3 separate regions of the Homo sapiens genome follow, and all the other regions are linked to region 3. The links are chromatin contacts, found by Hi-C in ENCODE. All regions are on one chromosome and are shown on one strand. The core of a region is the stretch at or near the end of the contact, and the rest is flanking DNA. Distances in the headings are between cores, read along the strand shown.

Evidence for each region. Hi-C counts contacts between places; a loop is a spot of excess contacts on that map. Pooled maps may share reads with other maps.
Region 1: a map of OCI-LY7 shows a loop between it and region 3 (5-fold over the local background). The contact joins the promoter of MRPL30 here to the promoter of PDCL3 in region 3. A Hi-C loop is called at or near these places in 2 of 168 maps with a recorded cell type or tissue (OCI-LY7 and naive thymus-derived CD4-positive, alpha-beta T cell), 2 of 37 single-sample maps with no recorded cell type and 12 of 50 pooled maps.
Region 2: a loop to region 3 is called in a map of B cell, with 20 times the contacts of the local background. The contact joins the promoter of COA5 here to the promoter of PDCL3 in region 3. A Hi-C loop is called at or near these places in 1 of 168 maps with a recorded cell type or tissue (B cell), 2 of 37 single-sample maps with no recorded cell type and 9 of 50 pooled maps.

What each region holds. Positions count from the first base shown.
Region 1 is chr2:99,179,643-99,182,930 of GRCh38, forward strand. It overlaps MRPL30 (mitochondrial ribosomal protein L30), which reads left to right and starts at 1,542. Exons shown (of 6, transcript NM_145212.4): 1 at 1,542-1,607. MITD1 (microtubule interacting and trafficking domain containing 1) reads right to left here and starts at 1,416. Exons shown (of 7, transcript NM_138798.3): 1 at 1,189-1,416. The coding sequence starts at 1,339. RefSeq lists enhancers at 1,084-1,223, 1,234-1,463, 1,484-1,533 and a silencer at 1,751-1,923.
Region 2 is chr2:98,606,296-98,609,817 of GRCh38, forward strand. COA5 (cytochrome c oxidase assembly factor 5) reads right to left here and starts at 2,217. Exons shown (of 3, transcript NM_001008215.3): 1 at 2,012-2,217. The coding sequence starts at 2,110. It overlaps UNC50 (unc-50 inner nuclear membrane RNA binding protein), which reads left to right and starts at 2,294. Exons shown (of 6, transcript NM_014044.7): 1 at 2,294-2,431; 2 at 3,461-3,522. The coding sequence starts at 3,465. RefSeq lists an enhancer at 1,369-2,358 and a silencer at 2,422-2,521.
Region 3 is chr2:100,561,500-100,564,622 of GRCh38, forward strand. PDCL3 (phosducin like 3) reads left to right here and starts at 1,494. Exons shown (of 6, transcript NM_024065.5): 1 at 1,494-1,574. The coding sequence starts at 1,569. RefSeq lists an enhancer at 239-1,035 and a silencer at 1,481-1,820.

The DNA.
Region 1 (3,288 bases), core at 292-2,791, 1.4 Mb before region 3:
ACCTCCGCCTCCCGGATTCAAGCAATTCTCCTGCCTCAGCCTCCCAAGTGGCTGGGACTACAGGTGCGTGCCACCATGCCCGGCTAATTTTTGTATTTTCAGTAGAGACGGGGTTTCACCATGTTGGCCAGGATGGTCTCGATCTCTTGACCTCATGATCCACCTGCCTCGGCCTCCCAAAAAAGTGCTGGGATTACAGGAGTGAGCCACCGCGCCCGGCCGGTAGAGTTTGTAGTTCTGACCAAAGCACCAAACCATAAAGGGCTCCCCTCTGCTGCCCCAAAGCTTCTGTAACACTTTAATTATAAGAAGCTTAAACTAGAAAGAACAGAGGGAGCTTAGTCCAGACCGGGAGTGTCGGGGGTTGGGGAGCAGGAGCTGATCTTATCAATTTAATACATAAATATTGAGTGTCTACTGTGAGCCAGGGTTGTGCTGGGTGTTAAGGAATATTTGGGTATTTCTCAACATTGAATAATACGAAAAGTCTCACTTGTCTCCTCCACAACCCTGCGCATTTCTCACACCGAACCTCATCCGTTTAAGAAAAACTTTTCTTCTTCTACCGCTACATAATTTTACTTTGGCTTGCTTTAAATGCAAATGTTTAAACAGAAAATTAAAAATAATCGTATAATAAACACCCTTATTACCCATCACCGAAATTTTTAAAATTAGCATTTTTGCTCAAATAGAGCTTCGATTTTTAAGAAATTTTTGCTTAAGGAAAATTAACTAAAGACATCATAGCATCTCTTTCTAAAACACTTTGGTCTGCATCTCTAAAAATTAAGGAAAGTTTTGGAAAAAAAATCATATTGCCTAAGAAAATAATTTTAATGCCCCCCAATCTATATTCAAACTTTTCTAATAGATCCAAAAATGTCTTTTAAAGTTCGTACAAACCCAGGTCCTATCAAAGCTTATATATTACATTGCGTTATATCTTATATCTCTTAAGTCTTTTAAAATCTAGACTAGTAGCCTCCCCACCTTTTCTAGGTAACATCAATCTATTAAAGATCTAAAAGAAAGCGGCCCAGTTGTCCTATAGAATATCCCACCTTCTGTATTTAACTGCTTCTTCGTGGTGTGGAAAAATCATTTTTAACTCTTTCACTTCACCCCAGACACAGCAGGAACCAGCTCCTTTTCCTCAGGTCCTCCCCGCCTTGGCTCATTGCTCACCTTTCAGAACCTGCAGGAGCAGATCAATCCCCTCTTGGTAACACACCAGAGCCTGCGGATACCGCGACTCCGAATCTAGTTCTACTGCCCGCTTTAGCACAGTGGCTGCAGCTGTGCTCTGCGGGTCCTGCCTCAGCCCGGACTTCGCCATAATTCTGGAAGTTCTCCTCCGCCTCAACCCAGGATGAAGTTGAGCGGGTCTGCTGCGCTTCCGGGAAGTGGTCATGTGATACCCAGGCGCCTGCGCTCTCTTTCTAGGGACTTTCCTGAGTGGGAGGGATTTCGCCGGAACAAAAATGCCTCAGTTTGGAGGTCGCGCTCACTGCGACGGCAGGCTTTGAGTGTAGCACTTGGTAGTTCTTCCTCTGCTCTGCTTCCCTTCGGAGGAAAATTTCAGGCTGAAGGTTTAGCGGGTGCCGGTGAGTGGGGAATGAGTGGCGGAGAGTGCGGCATTCTTCGCAAGGTGTATCCGGGAACCCTCTGCAGATCCTAATTGATTTTCCCTATTGCGTACTGAATTGGCCGGTTACGGCAACCTAAATGGGTCTGCCCCTGATCCCGTCACATTGGCTCCCGTAAGGCCATTGGCCTGCAGGATCCCCCCGTTTCCCAATTTGCAGGATCCAGGGCCACGCGGCTTTTTGTGCCCAGACTCTTGGAGCTCAAGAACGGAGCCGCCGAGGCTGGACAGCTTGGGAAAGGGAACCCAAGCAGCATTTTCTGTGCTGCTGCTTTATTCATAACTTAGGGTTGCCACTGGGTATTAAGGTTGCTTTTTTTTTTTTTTAATGAAGACAGAAAATTGCCTTTATCTTTGTATTGCTTCATTTTATAATGCAAACATCCAAGAGTTGGCAGTTAGAATATTTGCCATTTTATTAAAACTGTGATTTGTTACCATTTTGATCGAGACCTACCAAAAGCTGTTTGTTCTGCCCTTTTTGCCAAGAGGCAGTAATGAGGGCTGCCTACTGCTTGTTAGGCACTAGGAGTTCAGAGAAGAGACACGCTTCCAGCTTTCAGAGATCTCTGGTATCTCTGCAAGAGTGATTCCATGTTTTGCATTTCAGAAGTGTTTTTCCCCCTTTAATAATTGTATACATTGTCGGTTTAGAAAAAGAAATCGATTTTTAACATTCCTGTTGCATGCATGCTCATTGTAAAAAGACAAAAGAACTATCGGTCGCTGGGGGGGAGAAGGGGGAGGAAAAACGCCTTTTTTCATACCCCCAGGGGTATGTTAACGTTTTTCTGACAACCTTCCAGAGTTTTTCTGTGATTACACACGTTCACAGACATTTAAAAAAATAGAAATGGGATCATACTTCTCCTGTGATGCCTGATATTTTCCTGTTTTACAGAAGACAGCGTAATTGTTTCAGGGTCCAGGAGTTACGTGCCTAATTATTAACAGTAACTTTTACTTTATTAAAACGTATTCCTTGCCGGGCGTGGTGGCTCACGCCTGTAATCTCAGCACTTTCGGAGGCCGAGGCGGGAGGATCACGAGGTCAGGAGATCGAGACCATCCTGGCTAACACGGTGAAACCCCGTCTCTACTAAAAATACAAAAAATTAGCCGGGCGTCCGGGCGGGCGCCTGTAGTCCCAGCTACTGGGGAGGCCGAGGCAGGAGAATGGCGTGAACCCGGGAGGCGGAGCTTGCAGTGAACCCAGATCGTGCCACTGCACTCCAGCCTGGGCGACAGAGCGAGACTCCGTCTCAAAAAAATAAATAAGATAAAATAAACGTATTCTTTGAGTCAAACGTGGTGACACACACCTAGCTCCAATTACTGGGAAAATTGAGGATTGCTTGAGGCTGAGTTCAATACCAGAAACATAGCGAGACTCTGTCTCTAAAAACTTGTAACTTTTGACTATCACACCTTCAGAAGTCTGTAAATATTTAAACTTCAGTTATTCTGCAAAAATATATTATATGTCTGCTATAGGGCAGATACCGCTTTACACAGATGTTTGGGATACTTCTATGAATATAACAGACCCAAAACAACAAAATCTAAAAACCCTTTTCCTATGGAATTAGCGTGCTATTGAATGTACATGCACTAAACAACAAAACCTAACAGATAATTAA
Region 2 (3,522 bases), core at 967-3,466, 2.0 Mb before region 3:
TAGGAGATTGTTCTGGACCTGCAAACCTCCTCACTATTGCCCTTTTACAATCCAGCTGAAGTCAGCATTCAGAATGAATTTAACACAAACTGTATACGAACTTCCATCTAAAGAACTGCTTATAAGCATCACGTTTTCTGGCTGACCAAACTGAGCACTGGTAAGGCCACATATTCAATGGCGGGAAAAGCAAAGTCTGTACCAGCTGTCCCAACCATAATCTCTGCCTACAGCATTCTAGCCAAACAGCTCCGCTTTCTATACTGGAGAGACCATGTTCCATTCATCAGTATTTGTTCCCTGAACTGGAGCCTGGCGCTCCGTACATGTTTGCTGTATCAACCGCTGCAGAAAGCCAGCTTGGAATTCTCTGTGCTGCTGCTATTGTCCTCCACTTGGAGTTTCTTTCCTCAGTCCTACTCAGTGTACTTTCTTCCCTTGACTACTCATCAACATGGCCTTCCGATGCTGAACGTCTGGATAAAATCCAGTCTCCTCACTCTGACACACATACAGGCCTTCACACCTGGCTGCAACCTTCCCCTCAGGCCTTCTGTCGCATTCCCCTATGGCAGGACACTAGCTCCTCTGCGCCCTCCCACATCTCCCTGCCTCTGCACTTGCTGTTCTTTCAGATTTTCCCCACAACCACAACAGTTCCCACTCCTTTACTTGATAAACTACTACTCAACTTTTAAGACTCAGCTCAAATGTCATCTCAGAAGATTCCAAATTCTGAAGCAAAATCAGACGCTCTCCCTTGGGCTAACGCATTTTTCTCCTCAAGATCTAGTCATTAAACACATGTTTAATAAATGCTTACAGTCTTATGGCAGGAATTTAGACCCTTAGATGTCTATTTCTCCCATGACACCAAGCTTACATGGGTAGTGACTGTTACTGATTCATCTTCGTTATCACCAGTGTCAGGTACCATGCCTGCCACTTAAGAGGCATTTACCAGGAGCTGGCTGAACGGCAGCACCAGTGAGTAAGGGGCAGAAGGGACACAGCCCTGGACAGGGGAGCCTGAAAACAACGGTACTTCAGTTTCCTCATTTATATAAGGAAGTTGGGCGAGATAATCTCTTAAATTTATAATAACTCAAGTTTTACTAGACATTGGGAGGCGAGAATGGCTGACTGCTAAAATCAGTGAACCAAACAAATTGTGACTCGGTAGAAACACTGGTACAGTCTTACAGTGGATGTCCATTTGGGGGTAATCTTTTCTCTGAAATAACAGCAACTTTCTGAAACTACATCCCCCAATGCAAAGACAATTGCACACAATTGAATGCCCTCTCGTCGGGCCTCTGCAATTGGAAAAGGCACTTGTGCTTTACTTGAGCTCTAATCCAGAACTCAGGTCCACTGTGAACCTCACTACATGTTTCAGTGCATTCCAAGAGGGTGCTGAGGAGACCTGTGTCTGTAGCCGGGGAGTGAAGGAAGAGTGTAGGGGAAGCAAGATACGAAATCGTGAAAATATGGAGTTGCCTTATTTTTACAACTTAACATCCAAGAATGCAGAGAACTGTAACTCAGAAACAAATTCACATCAACACAAGTCAAACTGAGCACACATTGTCACAACTGAACAGGCAGGAGACACTACTGGCCAGGGCAGTGTACCAGGTTTACGCAACTCTCTGGAATCATTAATTCTACAGATTATCATTTCTAGGCAGGCAAGAAACCTGGCTTATTCTCCTTTATGTCTCCAAAGCCTAGTAGAGTGCTAGCATTCAATAAAGGCTTCGTGAACTGAAATGGGTTAACCTTTACAAAAACCCGACAGGGTGCGTTTATCGTTATCTCCGATTTAACCCCACAGGGAACTGGGGCTCCGACAGCTCAGTGGATCTGCGCACGTTCAGTGAGCCCGAGCTGTGACCTACGCCCGGGATGGTTAACTCCAACCGCCGCCGCGGGCGACCCGCTGCCCTCCGCCGAGCCAGGCCTGCCTGGGACAGGGGTCGTCACCACCGGGAGCGCCCGGCCGCGCTACCTGGACCACACAGTCCGACTGCAGCAGACACGCGCCCAGGTCCTCCTTCAGGCCCGCGCACGCGCCGCCCTGCGGCTTGTCCTCATAATACTTAGGCATGACGGCGCTTCCCCTCCGATGCGGACGCGACTTTCTCCCACCGCAACACTTGCAACCGGGTCGGGAGCGAGCGAGGCCCCAGTCTCAGGGGACCGGAAGCCAGCGGCAACAACTTCCGGCGGGCCGCGGCGGTAGGGCCGAGGACTACGGGGGCCGAGAGGTGGCGCGTCCGCGGCGGAAGTCGGTTCCCGTGACGCGGCGCGCCCCAAGGGCCGGCTCCGTTGAGGGAAGGGAAGCCCGCCCGGTGGCGGCTGGGGTCGGCTGCTGGGAGGAGGTGGTGGGCTGGTTCGGACGTGGGTCGAGGCTGTAGCAGGACTCCAGGTGAGGCCTGAGGACCACTCTGCCCTCCCGCGGCCCGGGCTCGCGCCGGGGGCCATTTAATCCCGACAGCTTGCGGCCTGACGTCGCTGCGGCCTGGCAGTGACCATGTCGGCGTCCGGCCCCTCGGCCGGCGATAGAGTTGCGGCTAAAATGAAAGGACGCCCAGTTACATTTGCATCGTAGATAAAGAAAGAGCATTTAGTATAAGCATGTCCGAAATGTTGCGTGGGATGTAGGCATACTAAAACCTTATTCGTGGCCTGTCTGAAATCCAAATGGAGCTGGGTATTCTGTGTTTTTATTTGCTAAATCTGGCAGCCGTACCCGCGGCCCCGGGCAGGGAGGGAGCAGCTGGGCTCGGCCAGACCCTGCCGGCGTCTGGGGGGCCTGCGAAGTGGAGGGGAGACGGGCAGCCGGGCAGTGGCCGGCGTTCCCCGGAGCTCGGACCGGTTGGATTGGACTCCGACGCTACCGCTCCCTCTGCTGAACTATTCCGGATGTAAAACACTAGGGATCGGAGTTTTTCTTGGTTTTTTAATCTCATTCTAGTGACCGAGAAGCTTGCTGGCAGTGCGCTGATGGATCTGTGTGAATAGGCCATTTATTTGACCTCTTCAGTAACACTGTTCTAACCGGCTGAAACTGCTTTCTTAGGCATTTTCTTAAAAGCTTGGTGGTTAAGAGCACGGAATTTCGAGTCAGATTTCCAATCTTGGCTCTATCACTATCCTCGGAGTCATGGGGCAGTCACATCATCCCTGTCTCTGTAATGGTAGCTGCCCCTGGATAAGTGTTATTAGGTGATTCAGAAGGGTGGGCTGTTGCCCTTGCCTGAGGTTGCAGTCTGCGGTTCCCAAGCCCCAAGACCCGCCTCAGAACTAACTGCATTTGCTTTTGACTCCTGGCCTTTCTCTAGGGTTGGGAAGAACATGGAAAGTGACCTCCCTGCCAAATAACTCAGAAGAGGAGTGTCGGTAGCCAAATGTTTCTTCAGAATACGTGTAAAAGAAATGTTTTTCTTCCATCTAGGAAGATGTTACCGAGTACTTCAGTGAATTCCTTAGTGCAGGGGAACGGAGTCTTGAATTCCA
Region 3 (3,123 bases), core at 244-2,743:
ACAGCAAAGGCTGGGGATGAGGAAAGGACAAAACACCACCTGCTCTGTTGCTGTGCAGGACTGAGCAAGAAGCACAGGATCAAACTCAAAGTTAGTTCCAGTCCTGATTTTGGTGGTAAGACCCAAGGAAAATTCATTAACAAACATTGTGCTGCCAGATACATTAATAAATCCCTAAAAGGGCCTGTAATTCAGTTGAAATGAGTGAGAAAAATCTTAAGGATCCTTATAAATTAAATAAAAACTCCTTGCTCTCAAGCAATCATTTGATTCACTCTATATCAACGACTGTGCACTTTAGCATCACCTGAGGATCTTTAAGAAAGTATCTGTGCTAGGCCTCATTTCCAAGGATTTAATTTGTCTGGGGATGGAGCCCCAGGACATTCCTAGTTTTTGAGGGCTTCCAGGTGATTCTAATGCATAGCCACGGTTGGAAGCCCTGCGCCTATCTCACAGGTGTGTGGGTCTCTACTCTCTGTGTCCGCTTAGTTGCCAGGAGGCAGCAAGTTAGCCCACGTGTGCAAGATGCTTCCTTCCATACCAGGTAGGAATATTGCTCTCTTAAACTTGGAGTGTGCCTGGGCAGAAGCTCTGGAGCCCAATACCTGCATTTTACAAGTCAGATTGCTGCTTTTTGCTCAGTGCCTGTGTGCCTGCATACATGGGTCTCCTGATACTCAGGCACGGCAGATGACTTTCACCTTTGTTTTAGTGTTTTGCTCACTGCTGCATCTGCAGAGCCTAGAATGGTGCCTGGTACACAGCAGGCTCTCAATGTCTTATTAATGAGTTGCCTTTTCCAAGGCTGAAGTGATCGTGGGTGAATTCCAGAAGACCCTGCATCATTTTTATTTATTTATTTATTTAAGACGGAGTCTCGCTCTGTAACCCAGGCTGGAGTGCAGTGGAGAGATCTCAGCTCACTGCAAGCTCCGCCTCCCCCGTTCAAGCAATTCTTCTGCCTCAGCCTCCAGAGTAGCTGGGATTACAGGCAACCACCACTACGCCCGGCTAATTTTTTTGTATTTTTAGTAGAGACGGGGTTTCACCATGTTGGCCAGGCTGATCTCGAACTCCTGACCTCAAGTGATCCGCCCGCCTCGGCCTGGGATCACAGGCGTGTGCCACCGCGCCCGGCCTAGAGGCAATTTTCTATTTCTGACTTGTTAGGCTAGTCAGAGCGAGACGTCTTTACAGGTTTGGGCCGGCAGCTGGAAAAGGCACACGGCCCCGGGCTCCTCCTCCACCCAGCCCCACCCCTCCTCCGCTGAAGACCAGCCCTAATAAGGCAGCCACCAGAATTAGAACCAGGTCAAGTGCACTCCGAGCAGGACAGTAGGCAGATCCTATCTGGCGCATGCGAACGCTTCTGTGCCAGTTCCTTGAAGAGCAGGCGCAGACTCAAGGCTGTTGCTTCCGCCCTTACTCCCCGCCGCTCGTCCCTGGGCGGGGCGAAGGCTGGGCTGGGGGAAGAGGCGTGGCGGCGCTGTGCGCGTGCACAAAAGAGAGCTGAGGGGCGGGGGCGCTGCGGCACAGCTGGTTTGAGCAACTGAACTGGAAACAAGATGCAGGTGAGCTAGGACGGGTCTCGGGTCTGGGGGCTGCGGCCCGTTCCTTTGTCTCGTTAGGCCCGGGCGGGCAGTGGACGCCCGCCCTGGGGGAAGCTCCGGCGCCGCAGGCACGAGGGAGGCCCGGCGCGTCCAGGCCCTGCGCAGGCGCAGTGCGGGAGGCGGGCGTGGTCCCACCAGGACCCACGGCCTGGGCGTCCCCGCCTCGGTGTGCCGGGTCCCCCAAACCTCGTCCTCCGGGACTATGTCTTCTCGCGGTCTCTACCCACCCGGGCCTGTGAAGGTCTTGCCGGATCCCGCCTAACAAAAGTTACCTCCTCTCCTGAACTCCCCTAAGGCACACCTGGGCAGAGGTGTTAGGAAGCGGAGGGTCCGGCCTGGGGTCTTCCGCACGTAAAGCAGCGCCACAGCCGGTGTTCCTGGCTCCACTGAGAGCCAGGTGAGGGCTTAGTTACACCCTCTTCCCCCGAGCCCTGGGATCCGCTTGGGGCGTGTTCCCTATCTGACCGCTCGGGTTCCAGAGCTCCCCGCGAGGGTCCCTCTGTTTCGTCCTTTTTTTTTTTTTTATTAAAATAGGTAAAATAAATTATTTTTCTGTAGCTGCAATTTACTAGCGGAATTTGGTTAAAGCCTAAGGAGAATGAATGAAAACACCATGGAAATGGGCACTATTGTGGGTGAAAACCTATGCCAACTAAATTTTGTCACTGTCCAAAGATCCCGCAGTGGTCAGAAATTCTAATCTCTGCTTAGTGGCAGATGGAGAGGAGAGGGTGCGGGTTTTGCTGGGGAGGGAGGCATTAGGGGCTGGAGGGGAGGGCGTGTCTGCCAGGAGCCAGACACTGTTTTTTTTTTTTTTGAGACCGGGTCTTGCTCTGTTGCCCAGGCTGGAGTGCAGTGGCTCTGTCACAGCTCACTGCAACCTCGACCTCCCGGGGCTAAGCCATCCTCCCTTGTCAGCCTCCGGAGTAGCTGGGACCACAGGCGTGCACCCACCACTCTGGGCTAATTTTTTGTGCAGATGGGGTCTCCCTATGTTGCCCAGCCTCAGCCTCCCAAAGTGTTGGGATTACAGGATGAGCCACCGCACCTGGCCTAGACACTCTTAAATGGTGAAGTGGTAGCTTGAGGGCTGCCCTGGCCTCCTTTGCATTCCCTGTCCTTCAGGTCCCTTGAGGCCTTCCCTGACCACCCTGTAGAAAGGATTCTGCTCTTTTTGTTTGTTTGTTTGTTTGTTTCTTTTTGAGACAGAGTCTTGCTCTGTCGCCCAGGCTGGAGTGCAGTGGCGCGACCTCGGCTCACTGCAAGCTCCGCCTCTCCAGTTCACGCCATTCTCCTGCCTCAGCCTCCTGAGTAGCTGGGACTACAGGCGCCCGTCACCACTCCCGGGTAATTTTTTGTATTTTTAGTAGAGACAAGGTTTCACCATGTTAGCCAGAATTGTCTCGATCTCCTGACCTGGTGATCTGCCCGCCTAGGCCTTCCAAAGTGCTGGGATTATCGGCATGAGCCACCGCGCCCGGCCTCATTTTTCTTTTGATGTATCTCAGAA